2 separate regions of the Homo sapiens genome follow, and region 1 is linked to region 2. The links are chromatin loops, found by intact Hi-C in ENCODE. Cell type or tissue: Calu3. All regions are shown on one strand. Links, peaks and the distances in the headings refer to the core of each region. The heading gives the core; the rest is flanking DNA.

Region 1 (10,406 bases), core at 1,518-9,517, 360 kb after region 2:
GAAGTTTGAGAACCTTGTCTTAAGAAGTGAACTCTAACCTAAGATTTGAAGAATGAGTAGGCGCCAACAGGGCTTGTAGGGGAGAGGGCAGTCCTGGCACATAATCCTGCAAGTGGACTTTGATCCTGCAAAGGACAGAACATGTGAAATCAGGGCCACTTTCCCTGAGTAACTGCACTCCTGAAACTTTATTTTAACCCAGAAATTATCTCAGCTTCTAGGAGTTTTAAAAAATAAAATTTAACTATTACTTTTAGGCAACCAGCTATGCAGGGAATGTAGACCTATATTGACAAGGATATTGAAGTTTGGGACATTTCCACGTCCCAGTGGAGGTCACTATGGAAAATATGGACTCATCATTTATTAATTTATGAAATACTTTTTAATTCTCTTACGTAGGTGAGATACTATGGGTATGAATGAATGCCACTTTATTCCTTTCAAAATCACCTTTATTATTTTTGTTATGATTTTTGGGAGCTAACATATATTGGCCCATTTTATGTGTTCAATTCAGTGATGTTTGGTAACTTACCAAGTTTTTACATTATTCTTTAATAAAATGTTTATACATTAATTCATTTTCCCTCCCTTGGATGACACGAGATGTTCTACCAGGCTTAACAATGAAATGTTGCCCTTGTGAAATCTTTCCTAGGGGCAACATTAGATATCTGGTTCTTTTCCCCAGGAATAAATAACACTTTTAAGCCTTCAATTTAAACCTAAAATGAAAAGGAAATCACAATTTTTAAACATAAAAGTCATATTTTAAATGTTCATTAAAAATCTTTTGCATACCATTCCTCTTCCTCATTTTAGTAAGAGTTAAGACAAGCTTACTCTGGTATCAGTTTTCAAAAGAAATTGCCGAGTCACAAGCTGAGGTTATGTTGGTCTGTGGTGGTTGTTTAATCTACTCTGTTCGTTCATAGGTAAGAAAAACTACCACCTAAAATAAACGACTGTTCAATGTCTCACAGCGGATTGGTGCTCAAACTGGGATTTAAAATTAAGTCCTCAAACATAGCCCACGCTTCCCTACAGTGACTGTGTCACCCATCCTAGGAGGGAAAATATAGTTCAGGGGAACTTTTTGCCACAGATTTACAATGAAATACCGGCTTAGTGATTTGCTGTTGGAGTCTAAGTTTATTGAAGCCTTCTAGGAGTGCAGAGTCCAAAGTATAACTGCATATGTGCTTCCACTACTATTTTAAGGTAAAGAACATCCTAGGAAAAACAGCAAAGCAGCATGGCTGTGGCTTTAGATCATCAAGCAGTTGTAGGGGAGAAAAGCAATATCTTTTCCTCATCTGTAGCTAGGTTCAAGGCTGAAACCCCTATAACAAAAGACAGGGTAGCAAGAGAAAGGCATGCAAATTTAGTAGAAGATTTATGTGACACAGGAGTCTTCAGAAATTAAGACCCAAAGAAGCAGGGAAAACTATGTGTTTTAATGCTTACATTGAATGAAGGCTGGACAGTTGATATGGTTTGGCTGTGTCCCCACCCAAATCACATCTTGAATTGTAGCTCCCATAATTCCTACGGTGTCGTGGGAAGGACCTCGTGGGAGGTAATTGAATCATGGGGGTGGGTTTTTCCCATGCTGTTCTCCTGGTAGTAAATAAGTCTCACGAGATGGTTTTATAAAGAGCAGTTCCCCTGCACATGCTCTCCTGCCTGCTGCCATGTGAGATGTGCCTTTGCTCCTCCTTAACCTTCTGCCATGACTGTGAGTGCTCCCCAGCTATGTGGAACTGTGAGTCCATTAAACGTCTTTTTCTTTATAAATTACCCAGTCTTGGGCATTTCTTCATAGCAGTATGAAAAATGGACTAGTACAACAGTCTTGTGGAAGTATGATTGAATGAAAGAGGATATGATCTAATGGTAATAAGCTATGGGGACGTTAGCAAGGCCTGTTCAAATTATTCTCGGTTTCTCGGTGTCTTTATTTCTTTCCTTTTGGTATAGGAAGTATCCCTCTAGAATGAGGGCTTTCTGACCTACTTTAAAGGAAGGTCAGAGAATTCTTTTATGGCTTGCTTCAGGGAAGAATGGTGAGAGAAAGTCAGAGAGATCTTCTTCTTTAAGCTGTCTTCTCAAATGCCAAAGTGCTATATTTTGTGGTACATGTCCTGAACCCTGTCACAGTATTATTTGTTCTTTTTTAAATATGAAAAGGAACACAATTGTGAAGATGAAATAAGCATTTGTGTCTGTTTTTTATACATTTATTTATTTATTTTTAAGACAGGGTCTCACTTTGTCTCCCAGGCTGAAGTGTGGTGGCACCATCATAGCTTACTACCACCTCAAACTCCTGGGCTCAAGCTATCCTCCCACCTCAGCCTCCCAAGTAGCTGAAGACAACAGGCACGTTCCAACATGCTTTGCTAAGTTTTTGTATTTTTAATAGAGACAGTGTCTTACTATGTTGCCCAGGCTGGTCTTGAACTCCTGGGCCCAAGCAATCCTCCCGCCTTGGCCTCCCAAAGTTCTGGGATTACAGGTGTGTGCCATTGCACCTGGCCTATGTACATTTTTATTATACAATTCTCTGCCTTTTGTTTCCAAAAGTGTAGGTGATTATGCTATTCTGCCACATGTATCATTGTAGTGCACACCATATGTGGGAATAAAAATGCTAAGTGATTATTTCTTGAATAGAGGCTAAGCATTTGTGGATTCAGGTGGACTGACAGACTCACGGACCTCTAACTCCTAGGGAAATTAAATTGTTTCTTTTGCTGGTAAATTATCTCACCTACCTTGTGCTTTATATAAATGTACACTTGTATACCAATATTTTAAGTGTAATAAAATATTCAGACTTTTAATGAATAAGATGATTGTAGCCCAGATTATCTTGTTCTTTGGCATTCAGGATAGGGTGCTTTATATGATAAACTTTCTTATGCTAACTCTAAGCGCAATCATCTAGTTCTTTTCTCCCAGGTAAGGCTTTTAATGTATTAAACATAAATATTCTCCATTAATTTTGATATTGTAATGCAATTAATACTTGATCATTTTTATTTTTCAGAGGAGAAAACTTACAGCAGTATACTTTGAAAAAACAATTTTCAATTACATATGTGTGCTTGGTTTTGTCCCAAACTGACCACTTTAGAAAATATAAATGTCTTTCACATAAAATACTGGCTTTGCCTGTGTCTCATATGTTATTCCTTATCTGAAAGGTGTAATAATTAGAAGACCATTACTGTCCCCCATGAATTAAATTAGGGTCTTTTTATTTCCTTTTTCTTTCATTTGACTCTATTTATTACTTAACTAGTGTGACAAATGTGGCTTAAAATAAAAACGTTGCTATTATTAATGAAAAATGTGCTGGTCGCAGCAGTGGTGATAAAGAAAAATGTGACAGAGCACTCATTTTCCTCTTGATTTGGTGGAGTGGTCGCTGGGAAAAAGTTGTAATAAACAGAATAATGGAATGGTTAATGTTTTAGCAGAATGGGATTTTACTTTGATTTGCTGAAAAGATATACATTAATAAGCAGTCAATTGATTACAACTCACAAAACACAGTTGTCAGGCATCAAATTATATTTCTCCTACTAGTCTCTGTGAGCAAATCAAGATTTTAAACACAATACAGATAACTGAAAGACACACTTTACAAAATTAATAATTACTTAGACTAAAACAAAATGACCAAAAAAGTAAGAAGATCCTAAAAGAACGATGTATCTGTGTAACACTACAAATTTGGAGCAGCTTCAGTAGCTTCCTTAATCATAAACTAAACTTGACTAAAATATTACATATTATGTTTTCAGAATGTTATAATATACTACTGAGTTAAAGTCAAAAAATATACTATGATTCTTAACAAGATTTTATTATTTGTTTCACTAAAGTTATTGGTCATCTAGATGTATTGTTTTTAATATTTGGAGGGAAAAACCTGTGATGTAAGTGTGCCCCCATGTGGCTATAGATTGGTTTGTAAGAATGTCTGAAGCATTAATGGAAAGGGGGCTTCAATTGGTTATATTAATATTATCTTGTTAATATTTACTCCATCCCAAGCACAGAGTTGTTTCTCCTGTTTTTAAAGTTTTTCTAAGATACAGGATTCTCAGTTTCTTCCATAATTCTTACAATCATATTATTTTTAGTAGTCATACATTTTAACCAATAGGTCTGCTTCTAATTCTGAAGTGTATAACATAGTAAAGACACATAAATCAACACAAAAGACGTATGTTTCCTCATGTCTAAAGTATTTGGTTAAGTCAAGCCTAAGTCATTCTCTCCAAGTGTTTAAAAATACATTTTATAAGTAAATAGGAAGACGTATCTGGTAGGAAATTGGTATTAGGACAGGCCTATGGCCTGAGAAAATAGTTTGCTATTTATGTGATATTTTAATAAGACTATTATTAAGTCTATTATTAAGAGTATATTTGTTCATAATTTTTTTTAACCAATAGGATATTGGATATTCATAGTCAATGTTGGCGATTCCACAGAATTTGAAACCCCTTTTCCATACAGCATCTTTGTGGAGTTGATTGCTTCCATAATATATATGTGTGTGTGTGTGTGTGTGTGTGTGTGTGTGTGTGTGTGTGTGTGTATTTTATATATATATATTTTTTTTTTTTTTTGAGACAGAGTCTCACTCTGTCACCCAGGCTGGAGTGCAGTGGCGCAATCTTGGCTCACTGTGACCTCCACCTCCAGAGTTCAAGCGATTTTCCTGCCTCAGCCTCCCAAGTAGCTGGAATTACAGGTGTGCGTCACCATGCCCAACTAATTTTTTTGTATTTTTAGTAGAGACGGGGTTTTGCCATATTGGCCAGGCTGGTCTGAAACTCCTGACCTCAGGTGATCTGCCCACCTCGGCCTTCCAAAGTGCTGGGATTGCAGGCGTGAGCCACCACTCCCGGCCACTTCCATATTTTGACACAAAAGTATATCTTTATTTAACTCACTAGTCACTAATCCCAGGATGCAAAGTCTAACTTATTGGCCAGTTGATGCTTCTGGAAAATTGCTGTGAGGGTTGGTTGTTAATGACCCCACTGTATATAAGCCCACATCTTGTTTCTGAGGTAGTGCAGTGTGTTGGCATTATAATCATGTTTGAGCGAGTTTGAATGGCATTCATTTTTGTTTGTTTGTTTGAGCATGTGACTGAGCAGCAACCGCAAAAAGCAAGGGCACCGACGGCACAGATAGAAGCCTGAGCCTCAGCTTGAAATGCATGTTTTCATTTTAACCAACATTACTGTTCTCAGTGGAAGTTTCTTCAGGGTAGAAGCAAACTTTTCCATATTTTATTTTGTTATATTTAAAAACTAGCCCCAAATGCTGTGCTTCTACTCTAACTTTTTGTATTAAACTTTTAAAAGTGAAATCTGAAATAATTAAATTTTAAAGGTTGCAATCATTAAAGAATTAATACAAACATCTATTTAATTTTTTTCTTTACTAAAAATTCTCTTTTCTTAATTAGAATTCATTATTTAGCATGGCAATATTTGTGATGATGAAGAAAACTTCTTTAAGTGAAATCATAATATTGGGAGGAATTTAACGGTTTTCTTTTTAAAAATAATTCAAGATAACTTCCATTTTCATTTTGGTCATTTAACGTACTGTTTAATGTTCTCAGAGAACAATATTTCAGAAGTAAATATTTATGCCTGTCACTTTTGTGCACAGGGCAAAATGAGTTATGTACTTTGTTTGTTTGAGATGGAGTCTCGCTCTGTCACCAGGCTGGAGTGCAGTGGCATGATCTCAGCTCACTGCAACCTCCCCACCTTCCAAGTTCAAGTGATTCTCCTGCCTCAGCCTCCCAAGCAGCTGGGACTACAGGCATGCACCACCACACCCAGCTAATTTTTGTATTTTTAGTAGATACTTGGTGGTTCACATCTGTAATCCCAGCACTTTGGGAGGCTGAGGCGGGCAGATCATGAGGTCAAGAGTTATGTACTTCTGAAAAGCAAACTGAACCATTTCTGACCCCACCCTTTCCACCTACATTGTCTAAAAAATGAATCCTAAACTTAAGTCAGTAACATTTCAAATGATATATTTTCCTTTATGGAAGAGTCTCTTCACACTTATGGAAGAAAACAGGTTGATGTAGAGTGGGAAGGGAGGAAAGACAAAGCGATGAATGAAATATAGTATTTGTAATATTTATTTAAAATCTCATAATATTGAACGTCTTCTAGCAAAACGTTGGATGGTTGTCATACAGATAGTGATTCTTAGCTAGAAAACTTCATGGAATGCCTGAACTAAATGATTGCTCATGCTTTTGTTCATGTGTGCTTGATATCTTGGAATTTCAAATTAATTTTTTAATATAATTTTTAAAATTTGACTGTATTTGTTGATAATTGCTCTTTGTTTTTGGGAAAAAAAGCCACAGGCACTTAAGTGAAGATTATTCATTGAGTTATGATTATCTTTATGTGTTTAGAAGGAAAATACATCATAGAAAAATGAAGTAGCAACACTGAGAGACAGAATTATCTAAATCCACCTAAACCGCAGTTTGGCAAATTGTTTAACTTATCTTCCCTGCAACTCACCTAGCTTATAAGAATTTAATTAAATATTTTTAAGAGTCCTAGCTGACCTAATATTCTGACTATATATCATTTTCCAGAAGTATAGAAGGATAAATGATAGTGAGACATGCTTTTTTTTTTTAGATGGAGTCTCACTCTGTTGCCCAAGCTGGAGTGCAGTGGCGTGATCTCAGTTCACCGCAACCTCTACCTCCTGGGTTCAAGCAATTCTCCTACCTCAGCCTCCCGAGTAGCTGGGACTACAGGTGCATGCCACCACACCCAGCTAATTTTTGTATTTTTAGTAGAGATGGGGTTTCACCATGTTGGTCAGGGTGGTCTTGATCTCTTGACCTCATGATCCACCGGCCTTGGCCTCCCAAAGTGCTGGGATAGGCATGAGCCACTGCTCCTGGCCCAGACATGCTTTAAAAGTATGTTTTGCAGGGCCAGACATGGTGGCTCACGCCCGTAATCCCAGCACTTTGGAAGGCCAAGGTGGGTGGATCATTTGAGGTCAGGAGTTTGAGACCAGCCTAATCAACATAGTGAAACCTTGTCTCCACTAAAAATACAAAAATAAGCCGGGCAGTAGTGGTGTGCACCTATAATCCCAGCTACTCCGGAGGCTGAGGTGGGAGAATCACTTGAGCCTGGGAGGCAGAGGTTTCAGTGAGCTGAGATTGGGCCACTGGTCTCCACTCTGAGCAAGAGTGAGAACCTGTCTCAAAAAAAAAAAAAAAAAAAAAAAAAAAAGTATTGCAAATGGTAGACAATTTATAAAAAGAAAAAAATCACCTGTAATCTTCATAGATAACTTGATTTAGTTTGTAAAGCACCAACTTGGTTTTTTAAAAAGGAAGACTTTGACCATTAGAATAAAATATGATAGTCAGAATGGACCATGCAGAACCAAGGGAGGAGCTCAACATTTACCTTCTAAAAATCTGCTTGTTCTTCCTTCCCACTTCTTATTCACAAAACAAAAAACATATGAGTGCTAAAACATTAAATTATTTTTCTCTCTTGAAGTCCAGAGTTGTCATCCCAAAGCCCATGTGGTCGTCAGTTGTCATAATGTTCCATGCCAATCTGGAATAAAATGTGGGGAATGGGCGTTCCATTAAAAACTATTATTCACTTATAAAGCCTTACATTGTGTATGTGACCATATACTTCCCCCTCTCTTCAACCAGGGTAGTGCAAAAAAAAAAAATTAATAAATTATTGAAATTTTCAACTCCAAGAGTAAATTCAGCATTAATGATTTTTTTAAAGAAAATAATGTAGGAGATAAAATTGAATATATTTATTTTGCAAATGTAATTTCATATTAACAAAGAAATGTATAGAGAACATTTCATTTGCAGCTGCCTAACAGAGGGGTAATTGACTAATAAATGCCTCATGCCCTTTTAAAATAGACTTTCCAGGCCAAGAGCCGTGGCTCATGCCTGTAATTCCAGGGCTTTGAGAGGCCGAGAAGAGAGGATCACCTGAGGCCAGGAGTTCAAGCCAGGCTGGGCAACATAGTGAGACACTGTTACTATAAAAAAAACTCACAAAAAACAAAAAACTTAGCTGGGCATGGTGGCATGCATGTGTAGACCTAGCTACTCAGGAGGTTGTGGTGAGAGGATCGCTTGAGCTGAGGAGTTAGAAGCCATAGTGAGCTATGGTTGTGCCACTGTACTCCAGTCTGGGCAACACAGTGAGACCCTGTCTCTTAAAAAAAAAAAAGTCTCTACAGTACTGGCATGGCTACATTATCAACAAAAATGAATGCCTCTCAAAATCTGGCCAATGGAAATAATATTATTCCATATTTCTTCATTATTCTATGATTACAAATAGTCTGCATGTAGAGGTTTATTTCCAAGAAAATCCAGTGTCATTGATATGTACTGTTACAGTTACCAAAATATATCAGTTTTTAGATATAAGGACATCAAAGACACTCCCATTCCCCATGTTCCAAAGAAATTTAAACTTATCCAGATATAGATGATAACACATAAATATTTTTGTGGGAAAACTTTTTGCTTTACAATGCTAGTTATATGTCTAGATAAGTTAATGTCTATTCAAACTAAACACGTCATACAGCACCTTTTCTTTTATATTTTGAAAAGCATACATGAGCAAGAGTGGAAGAGAAAATAGTTGATTAGAAAAGCCCACAGTCTTTTAGATTCTCTTTGATTATTATATCTGTAACTGCGTCAAACACAAACTTGACATTTTGGGTGTCAGTAGCACAGGTCATGTGGGAATAAATTTCCTTATCTTCTTTTTTTAAATTCAGGTCTAGAAACTGGTTCTTGATGTAGTTTCCTGCATCTTCAAATGTATTTGGCCCTTGTTAAACAAAATATTTGAAGAAGTAAAGATTAATCATATGTTACAAAGAATAGGCTATAAATAATATCAGCAAATTTTAGGATTTTACTTTGATATACAAAGTATTGCAAAATCATAAAGGCAACGGTCAATTATCAGGGTGCTGGGAACTATGCTCACCCCTTTGGGAGCTCCCGGTGGCTAAAAGGTAAACTTTGCATCAAAAAGCTCAAAATACAGTAGAAATCCCAAAATATTTATAAAACAAAGTGAGTGATACAAACTTACGTATACATCAAACACTGTGTGTGTGTTTGTGGGTATGGGTATGGGTGTTTTTATACAAATTAAAAGAGAAAAAGAATGGAAAAGGTAGATGACTAAGGCACAGAAGGAGATGGTATTTGAGCTGGACTTTGAGAGGTAGCTACAACAGAGAAAAGTAAGTGAAAACAAAAAAGTGAAAGTGAGAATTGTAGCACTAGACTTGAGGGTAGGGTCGGGAAACAGACTGAGCTTTGAAGAATCTACTTCGATAGAAATGAAAGATTTTTGTAGAGGAATTGTAGGAAATCAAGTAGAATAGATGTTATGGGCTAGATTATAGACTATGTTACTAACAAAACAAAGGAGTTAGGATGCGATATAAAAGGCTATAGAGAGGTACTCTTCACTGATGTGTTATATAGCAGTAATACAATGAAGGCTCTGCTTGAGAAACTTTAGTCCAATAGCAGGATGTGCAATGAATCAGTTGAGAAAAGGCAGAAATAAAACAAGTAGGCTAAAAAATACAGGACTACTAAAAATGACCTGTTGATGGGCTTTATAACAGAATATGCTTTAAGGGGACTTGACACAGAATAGAGCAGTAGCATAAAGACTTTCTAAAAAATAAGTCTTTGTTTCCTACTTTATTGTAACTAGAAACAAAATTCCTTGAAGGACAAGCTTTAAAGCCATATAACATGGCTAAAATCCAAAACACTGGCAATACCAAATTCTGGTAAGTGCATGGAGTTATAGGAGTTAATTGCTTGTGGAAATGCAAAATAGTGCAGTCACTTTGAAAGGCAATTTGGCAGTTTCTTACAAAGCTAAAGATAGTCTTACCATACAATCCAGCAATCACACTTCTAGGCATTTACCTAGAAACTTATGTCTACACAGAAGCTTGCACATGGATGTTTATAGCATCTTTTTCCATAATTGCCAAAAATTGAGAGGAACCAAGATGTCCTTCTGTAGCTGAAAGGATAAACTGTGGTTCGTTTAAGGAACAGAATATTAATTTAGGAATAAAAAAATTAGCTATCAATCCATAAAAAGACATGGAGGAAACTTAAATGCATATTGCAAATGAAAGAAGACAGTAAGAAAATGCTACATGTCATATGATTCCAGTTATATTACATTCTGGAAAAGGCAAAAGGATAGAAACAATAAAAAGATCAGTGGTTGCCAGGAGTGTGAGGAGGGAGGAGGCATGAATGG
Region 2 (10,406 bases), core at 1,709-9,708:
ACAGTTAGAGTTTCTCACTCATTTCCTAAATTATTTCTCAAATAAGAAATAACCTGATACTACATTTTATTCTAACCGTACTTTTCAATCTCTTTGATATTTAGAATGTTGATGACTAAGGCAAATTTCATGACTTTTTAATATCTAATCATAAAATTTTTCCTTATAAAGTTTCAGTTTGAACTCCTGTAGCAAGGATTTTTTACCATTTCCGTTTTAACTATTTTTGGACCCAGCTGACTAGAATAATATTTGTATGTGAATTAGCTGTGAAGTCTACACAGATTTACAAATAAAATATCATTGTTAGAAAACTTGGCCGGGCGTGGTGGCTCACGCCTGTAATCCCAGCACTTTGGGAGGCCGAGACGGGCGGATCATGAAGTCAGGAGATCGAGACCATCCTGGCTAACATGGTGAAACCCTGTCTCTACTAAAAATACAATAAATTAGCCAGACATGGTGGCGGGTGCCTGTAGTCCCAGCTACACTGGAGGCTGAGGCAGGAGAATGGCGTGAACCCGGGGGCGGAGCTTGCAGTGAGCTGAGATAGCGCCACTGCACTGCAGCCTGCGTGACAGAGCGAGACTCAGTCTCAAAAAAAAAAAGGAAAACTTATTTTGGCACCAAATTTTATGGCAGGCTACTACTGAATGGTAATGTTACTTGTTTTAAAGGTACCTCAAGAATAAATGAGTCCACCTAAGATATTTAAAACCGCACCTTTGACACAATCTGGTATTAACTAAAGAGTAATTCTAAATTCTGGAATAGATGATCAATATTAAAAAGTGTACAGTTTATTTTTCATACAAATAATTGAGTTACTTTAAGAAAAGTACAAAAATAAAGATTAATATCTATTTAAATTATACTGACAGGAAAAATTTTCATATTTTTTAAGTGATTGTAATATTAGTTCAATAAATATCATCCATTAGGCCCAAAGGTTTGAAATAGTGCTTATAATATGAAGAACTTTCTTTAGAAAATTCTCAATTTTCACCTCCATTTAACATGTTCTGTAACATTCTCTTTCTTGATATGAAGGCTGATTACAGAACTCCTCCTTGTTTTACACAGTAAATGTGGAACTAGGTGTGAATATAAATTTGTTTAAACTAATAATTGCCATTCAATAGCCTTCTGAGTTCATTTCCATCAGATTTACTTAAAATCGTTTTTAGAGTACAGTAATAGTGAGAGTTGAGTTTCACATATAATGTTCATGAGGGAACAAAATGTTCTCAAACACAAATTTTGAAAGCAGTCTTACAGTGTCTTGTATTGGCTAGATCATGCAGATAAATCTTTATGAGGGTATCACTTTGATAGGAAAATATATTCAATTATTACTAATAATTTCTTTATATGTAAAAGACAATATTTTATTTGCTTTTCCTAAACCAAACTGGTGCATGCCATACTTGGTCATAGTAAATAAAAGAAAAGATAATATCAACATCTTTCTTCTAGTGAGCAGAATTCAGGAAAGTTCTCAACATGAATACATTGTGGTCAGGTTTATAGACAGGTTTATTAGGCAGTAGGTTTAAAGAATATTCATATACTATTAATACCAAGTGGTGATAAGCAGTGATAAAATAGCTTACACTACCCAGTTCTGTTATAGAAGCAAAAAAGGCACATTTTATTACTTCCAAAAGTGTATCTCTTCTTTTTGAAATGGAGTTTTGCTCTTTTTGCCCCGGCTGGAGTGCAATGGTGTGATCTCAGCTCACTGCAACCTCCACCTCCCGGGTTCAAGAGATTCTCCTACCTTAGCCTCCCAAGTAGCTGGGAGCTACCACCATGCCCAGCTAATTTTTTGTATTTTTAGTAGAGATGGGGTTTTGCCATGTTAGTCAGCTGGTCTTGAACTCTAGACCTCAGGTGATCCACCTGCCTCAGCCTCCTAAGGTGCTGGGGTTACAGGTGTGAGCCACCTTACCCGGCCAAGTGAATCTCTTTTTATAAACCATTGTTTTAAGGTAGTCTCTTGTTTGATGTTTCAAAGTAATTCATCTATTTTAGTGGCAGTAACTCATTAGCCCTATCGACCTACAAAGATTTCTGGTAGAATAACATCAAAATAGTAAGAATAGTGTTGTTGACATTAGGCTAAGTACACAAATAAAAAATAAAAGATTAATTTAATATTGCAAAAATTTGAATCTATAAAGCAAGAGATCCTAGTGAATCTAACTAGCAATTGAACCAGCTGTAGGCAATGAATGCCAGATTCAAACTAAAGAGTAAAGACAAATTACAAACAGTTCGGAGAAGGATTTTTATAGGCCACTAGGTGCCACTGTTTTGTGAAAAACTTATTAAATGATATAATGGAACTCTAACTTATATTCCTTTTTTAAAAAATCACATCTTGAATTGGGATGTTGCTATATCATAGTTCTAAAGTGAGTAAATTTCTTTGTCTCTGGGATTAGTTAAACTCACAGCAAAATGAAAGTAATACAGTATTTGAAATAAGTTATAAAGCCCAAAATTTATCATTATCAATGTAAATTTTTGGCTATTAAACTTGAGCCATCATTGATCTGGAAACAGTGATTTTGAACTGAAAGCTTAAGTGGTTTGACTGTATGTAATAAGAGGGCTGCATAAGCATATTTAAACTGTGGCATATTACTTGGGCCCAAAATACTTTCTTTGAAAAAGAAACATGATTGCTTACAGAAATTTAGGAATGGCACCACCCATAAGGTAGCGTGAGAAAATTTCTTGAAGGCAGCTGTCTTTAATCCATCAACTGGCATTGATCTCAAATTAGATATAAACGAGTCCACATCGAAACTACAGAGGAGGAGATCATCTTCAGAAGTAACCAACCTATTGATATTAAAATACAGAAGACCCTTTTCTTTTAAATATACTGCATTTTAAAGGATGATTCTACTTATTTTCCAAAATGAACCTAAGCAAAATCATTAATACAATCCTTTAGTGTCAGGCAGAGATACAACATTTTTTTCAGCACTTACGGAAGTTTGGTGGAAAGCTGTAATAGACGAGTACTTATTCTTTTCTTTATTTTTCTTTCTCTCTTTCTTTTTTCTTTTTTGGCCAGTAAACAGAATTTATTAGTAAGCATAAGTCAGATCGGCATGGCCCAAGGAGACAGTGCTGCCAAAAGCCTTCATGAGTACAGAACCTGCCACTTGTCCAAGGGGCTGTGATTGGGAACTTACTTGACCCCACAACCATCAGGGATGAGGTGCTTCTCAGCCACTTTGTCTTCAAATTTGTCAGCATTAAACTTGGTGAAGCCCCACTTGTTGGAGATATGGATCTTCTGCCATCCAGGGAACTTGAACTTGGCCCTGCGTAAGGCTTCAATCACATGGTCCTTGTTCTGAAGCTTAGTGCGGATAAACATGATGACTTGACCAATGTGGACCCTGGCCACAGTACCCTGGGGTTTTCCAAAGGCCCCTCACATACCCATCTGGAGCCTTTCAGCCCCAGCACAGGGCTACATCTTGTTGATGCAGATGACATGGATGGGATGGAGCTACACTCGGATGTGAAAGCCATCTCTGCCCCAACTTTTCACCATGTACTTATTGGCACAAATACGGACAGCCTCCAGGGCTTCAGAAGACAGCAGCTCATATTCATCAGACACCATGTGGCCACAGAGTGGGAACTCATCCACTTTTGCCTTCTTTCGACCCAAAGATACAGATCTCAGCAGAAACGAGACTTTGGGTATGGCTGTTTTTTACAATACCAATAACAAGGAGCAGGATGGTGGCCCCTGGCGACACAGGAACTTCGCCAGTGCGTGGAAGAGACAGTGCACTCCTATACTTTTCACCTAACGCTAATATCTAAATATTTACAAAGTATTCCTTTGAATAGACTAATGGCTTTCCAAATCTAACCAAAGTAATTAAATGAACTAATGTTGACTAACAAGCTATCATCTTTTTATTAGACAAATGATGTCTAATAAGCTATCATCTGATTCATTTTTTAGATACTCAAGCTAATATACTGTTGTAACACAGGATACTCTATTAGTTATCTATTGCTGTATAACATATCTCAAAATCTAGCAGCATAGAAATAACAAACATTTATAATTATCTCACAGTTTCTGAGAACCCAGAATCCAGAGTGGCTTAGCTGGATAATTTTGGTTCAGTTTTCTTGGAGGGTTGTGGCTAAACTGTCAGCCAGGGCTGTAGTCATCTCAACACTCAGCTGGAATCAGATCCACTTTAAGGTTCATTAACGTGTTGTTTGCAAGTTTCCATTTCTCTCTGGCTGTTGTTCAGAGACTTCAATTACTCACCATGTAGGATTCTCTATAAGATGGCTTATAGTATGGTAGGTTGCTGGCCTGAGAGTGAGCGATATGAAAGAAAGAGAGTGGACACGCAAGGCAGAAGTCATAGTCTTTCTATAATCTCATTTAAGTGACATACCATCTTTTATTCATTAGAAGTTCACCACTAAGTTCCCACACTCAAAGTGATTGCAAAATAACATAAATATCAGGAGGTGTGGATCATTGACAGTCATCTTAGAAGCTGCTTACCACACCAACAGTGAAGTCTAAGATATCCTTTCAGTATCTCTTAAAGTAACTAAAGGCTTTCTAAAGCTAACATTGACTACTAAGCTTTCATCTGATTATTAAACAACTAATTTGATATTTTTAAGTATTCAAGGTAATATTGTCATAGCACAAGGGTACTGATTTCACAGTCTATAAAAAGAAACACTGAACAGATCCTTTCGTTGTTTCTTTATACTATTCAGGCAGTTTCCCCAACAGAAATAACCCCCTGAATTAGGATATAATAGTTTGATGACATTATTTCCTGAAATCACTGTTCTCCTTACATTGATTGATTATATTACATACAAACAATATAACCTTGACAAAGTGAGGGTCTATTGCAAACCTGTCTAAATATTTGTCTTTCATCTGAATAATATAAAAATTCCTGATGAACCCTCTTAAAATGTGAGTGTTCAACAATTTTATTTCTTAGTGCAAACTAGAATGTGAAGGTAATCTGGCTGTGTTATGTGTTGTCCCATGATTAATTCCACCCATCAGACTAGTTTGCTCCTTGGCTATGCCAAGTGTCTACCTCCTCCAGCTGTGACCTGGATTGAAGGAGATGATATTTCCAGAAAGTGCCAATTAAAACCTTCATATTTTATTATATTAGTCTCTGGTGATTCATGTGAAATAATTTCTCAAGATCTTAATAATCTCTGAGTAAACTCATAAAATTATGACTTTGGCATATAATTGATACACAATAATTCTGTAGAACGACTGAACATGCAAACCTCAAGAGCAGTTTGACCACATGTACCCTTCCCTTCCCTTTCTTTTAAAGATCCATTAGTGTCCTTTTAAAAGCATCCTCTATGCTTGTTGTTTGTTTGACAGTTACTTTAGTTTTAGAGTCTCTTACTGGAAGCACTGGGGTTATCCGAACAGCCCTGCAGCACGCAAAGATGGTGGAGTTTTTGTGGCCTCCTGGGAAGGGTATGGGCTGGAAGGGATGTAGTTTGACCCTGCTGGATGTCACAGGTATTGCCTCATAGTTTAAAGTATTCTAGAAACTAAACTGGGCAAAAGCGGGGAGAGTCAGCACTGTTCCTCTGCTCCTTGCCGCCCTCGTCTAAGCTAATTACGGCAAATGTGCACCCAAAGTTAGCCAAGTCCAGCCAGGTTCAGACCAGAGCTAGGATGGCAGAATCAGACTAGTGAGGTAAAACGCCAGAGATGAGACAGAATTTGCAGAAGCAGCTGGGGGAGAAAAGAAAATATAAAAGAGGAAAAATGTGAATGGAGCTATGGTAATTATAAAAGAGAAAAAAATACATTAAGAGGGCGACCATTGCTTTAGGAAGAAGGGAGAATCTTTGTTATGCCCTTTCACAGTCACTTCAAGGTCTGACAGATGTCCATGTTCCCTCCCTGGCTGTTTTGAAATTGTCTCTCTTTTTAAGAAATAACTAGAGAGATATGGCCATGTTCACTGCAGGAAAAACCCCTGAAAAACAAAATTGTTTTACTTTGACTGGATCCCAGGAGGTAAACTGACAGTATCAGTTTTGCAAAAGAAAAAAAAAGGCACAGACAAACCTGATAAAATTATCCTTTGAAATTGAAAAGAAATCACAGTTACCAGTATCACACATATACACACATAATTTATATTCCTTATTAGGCCTTTGCTAACAGTGGGAATATAAACAAGTTATGTAACCAATTTTAAGCTTCATTTTCTTCTACAAAGACGGAACACCTACTTCACAAAGTTAGTCTACATGTTGTATTAAATAATTGTTTTGTGTTTCAGTGGAAAACTAAACGTCTTTTACAGGAGACCTACCTGGGATGTTAGATTCTAGCCTTGTTCATTGTCTTTCAGGTATTTTGCAACTCTTTGTAAGTTATAAGTAGCTGACAGATAAGTAAATTCTGCGCTGTCTGGTAGTGATTTAATTGACTTCCTCCCCTCTGTGGAAAACTAGTTTTGTCTCCATTTGCAATTCGTCTCCACGTTCCTTTATTCTATAATAATTTTTGCTATTTTGCTCATTTTTTTCTGAACCAGTTATAACATCTACCTGGTAACTTCATATCATATAAGGAAAATAAATTCTTTAGCATGGGTTCATTTTTATATCTATATGAGTCATGATTTTTTATTTTGCAGAAAATTATCTTTTAACAAATGTATGATAATGCTGAGCACAGTGTATAGTATATATTAGAAATTCCAGAAAATAAATTATATTTCTGATTTTAATTTTTTAAACTTTTGTGTGCTATTATTATATTTTGAATTTTTTAAATTATATTTATTCTTCGTAAAAATAATTTATGGACATATTATAAAGATAGTGCCAAGACTTACAATGTACATCAATAGTTCACTACAGTATTCTCCATCTTGTAGGCCCTGACCCCACAAATTATGAACTGTGAAATTTATAGCTTTGTATTTATCAATAATATGCTTACACAGCTATTTTATAAGTTACCAATTTTAGATATTTCCTATCGATTTCACATCATGGCAAATTAGAATTTAGCTCTTCCATACCATAAATGTCTATTTCTCCTGCCCCCATAATTAACATAGATATACTGTAAATTTTATTTTATTTTATATTTTATTTTATTTTGTTTTATTTGACAGAGACTCGCTCGCCCAGGCTGGAGTGCAGTGGCTCGATCTCAGCTCACTGCAACCTCCACCTCCTGGGATCAAGTGATTTTCCTGCCTCAGCCTCCAGAGTAGCTGGGATTACAGATGTGCACCACCACGCCCGGCTAATTTTTTTTTTTTTTTCTTTGAGACGGAGTCTCGCTCTGTCCCCCAGGCTGGAGTGCAGTGGCATGATCTAGGCTCACTGCAAGCTCTGCCTCCCGGGTTCACGCCATTCTCCTGCCTCAGCCTCCCGAGTAGCTGGGACTACAGGTGCCCGCCAACACGCCCAGCTATTTTTTTGTATTTTTAGTAGAGATGGGGTTTCACCATGTTGGCCAGGCTGGTCTCGAACTCCCGACCTCAAGTGATCTGCCCACCTTAGCCTCCCAAAGTGCTGGGATTACAGGTGTGAGCCACTGCACCCAGCCCATAAATTTTAGTTAAACCAAGTGTTAGTGCTTTCTTACATTATATGTTGCGTAAATGGTGCCCCAGACGCTCTGCAAAGTAGGAATACAGATTAAATATGTTCACACAAATAATCTTCCTTCCCTCCAAAGTGCTACATTTTGATTATTCTTTCTTTCTAATGCTGCCGTATTCATTGTCTATTGCTGCTGAACGAATGACTCCAAAGCTTAGTTACTTAGAACAACAATGAATTCTGTGGGTCAAGAATTCAGAGGCAGCTTAGTTTGGTGGTTCTTGCTTGGAATCTCTCATGAGGTGCCAGTCAAGATGTTGGCTAAGGTTGCAAGTTATCTGAAGTCTTGACAGAGGCTAGAAGATATTTTCCCAAGATGTCTCACTCATTTGGGGCAGGTTGTTGGCGGGAGGCCTCAGTTCCTTCCCACAGGAGCCTCTCCATGGGCTGCTTAAGCATGTTCATAATATGGTGCCTGGCTTCCCTCAAAGGGAGCATTCCAAGAAATAGCAAGGCAGAAGCATGATATGTTCCATGATCTAGGCTCAGAATTCATATACCATCATTAAAAAAAAAAAAAACCAGACTTTAAAAAATATAATTCACATGCCATATAACTTACCCATTTTAAATGTATACTTTAATGGTGTTTAGTATATTCACATATATGCACAACCGTCACCACAGTCAATTTTAGAGCATTTTCATCACCTCAAAAAGAAACCCCATATTCTTTAGCTATCACCACTATAAACCCCTATCATCTGGCACCCAACTGTAAGTGAGCACTATACTATTTTCTGTCACCATAGCTTTTCCTATTTTGGACTTTCATATAAATAGAATATGTTTTTATGTGGACTTTTGGACTGGCTTCTTTCACTTAGCACAATGTTTTCAAGGTTAATCCAAGTTGTAGCATATGTCATACTTCATTTATTTTTATAGCCAAATGATATTTCATTTTATAAGCATACCACATTTTATGTATCCTTTCATCCACTGACACATTTTGGCTACTGTGAATAATGCTGCTATAAACATTCATGTACAAAGGTGGGCATGGTGGCTTACACCTGAAACCCCAGCACTTTGGGAGGCTGAGGCAAGAAGGTTGCTTGAGCCCAGGAGTCCTAGACCAGCCTGGACAACATATTAAAAACATGACTCTACAAAAAATAAAAAGAAATTAGTGGGGTGCGGTGGTGTGCACCTGTAGTCACAGCTACTCTAGAAGCTAAGCTGGGAAGACTGCTTGCGTCCACCTTTTTGAGACAGGAACTCACTCTGTCACCCAGGCTGCAGTGAGCCAAAATCGTACCGCTGCACTCCAGCCTGAGTGACAGAGTGAGTCCCTGTCTCAAACAAACAAATAAAAATTTATGTATAACTTTTTATGTGGACATGTTTTCATTTCTCTTGCATATATACCTAGAAATGGAATTACTGGTAATTCTGTTTAATTATTAGAGGAAATGCCAGACAGTTTTCTAATGTGACTGGACAATTTTGCATGCCTATCAGTAATTTATGAGAGTTCCAATTTCTCTACATTCTCACCGACACTTGTTATTATCTGACTTTTTAAACGTAGTCATCCTAGTTGGGTGTGAAGTGGCATCTTCCGGTTGTTTTGATTTGCATTTTTCTGATAACTAATGAGGTTGAGCATCTTTTCATTTGCTTTTTGGCTGTTTGTATGTCTTCCTTGGAGAAATGTGTATTCAGGTACTTTAGCCATTTCTTAGTTTGTTTATTTGTCTTTTATTATTAAGTTGTAAGAGTGCTTTAAATATTCTAGATAAAAGTCCCTTATCATGTATATAATTTGCATATATTTTCTCCTATTCTGTAGTGTGTTTCTTTAAATTCTTGATAGTGTTCTTTGAAGCATAAAGCTTATTGAAGTCCAGTTTGCAATTTTTTCTTTTGTTGCTCATACTTTTGGTGTCATATTGAAAAATCCAAGGTCATGAGACTTACTGTTTTGTTTTCTTCTAAGAGTTTAAACTTTTACATTTAAGTCTTTGATATATAATATCTTGAATTTATTTTTGCATATGGTATGAAGTGAATGTCCAACTTCATTCTTTTGCCTATGACCATCTGGTTGTCCCAGCACCATTTGTTGAAAAGAATATTTTTCCCCATTGAATGGTCTTGTCACTCTTGTCAAAACTTATTGACCATGGGTATATAGATTTATTTCTGGTCTCTCAATTATATTCCATTAGTCTATATGTCTATTCTTGTGCCAGCACACTGTTTAATTACCATTGCTTTGCAGCGAGTTTTGAAATTGGAAAATGTGAATCTGCTTACTTTGCTCTTCATTTTTTAAAATTATTTTGGCTATTCTGGGTTTCTTGCAATTTCATATGAAATTTAGAATCAGCTTGTCAATTTCTGCAAAAAGTTTGTTGTTATTCTGTTAAGAATTGCATTGATTCTGTAGATAAGTTTGGGAAGTACTGCTATCTTAACAATACTGCTATCTTAATAAATAATTGCTATCTTAACAATAAATAATAATGAATAACAAACATTCATTGTCATCTTTATTATATATCCAAATAATACATAATCCAATAATCCAAACAATAAGTAAACCTTGCAACCCATAAGTTTAGGTTTTTTAAAATTTCTTTCAACTCTATTTCATAGTTTTCAAAATATACATTTAGCACTTCTGTTATTTATTTCTAAGAATTTTATTTTTTTGATACTAGAGTAAGTGGAATTATTTTCTCAATTTCATTTGCAGGTGGTTA

What was found. A loop is a pair of places that touch in the nucleus more often than their neighbours do. Peaks named below come from ENCODE experiments on the same cell type or tissue, not always from the same donor. Only the 100,000 strongest peaks of a DNase experiment are listed, where the experiment ranks them.
Region 1: a loop joins it to region 2, with 2.8 times the contacts of the local background. A loop is called at or near these places in 11 of 110 quality-filtered maps.

Annotation. Positions count from the first base shown.
Region 1 is chr7:80,449,932-80,460,337 of GRCh38, forward strand. GNAT3 (G protein subunit alpha transducin 3) reads right to left here. Exons shown (of 8, transcript NM_001102386.3): 8 at 8,704-8,930. The coding sequence ends at 8,740. Among named protein-coding and RNA genes, the nearest start is that of GNAT3, 57 kb to the right of the region's middle. In Calu3, for the core only: no CTCF peak of the experiment used is centred there; no DNase peak of the experiment used is centred there.
Region 2 is chr7:80,093,438-80,103,843 of GRCh38, forward strand. It overlaps the pseudogene RPL10P11. Among named protein-coding and RNA genes, the nearest start is that of GNAI1, 36 kb to the right of the region's middle. In Calu3, for the core only: a CTCF peak has its summit at 5,586; no DNase peak of the experiment used is centred there.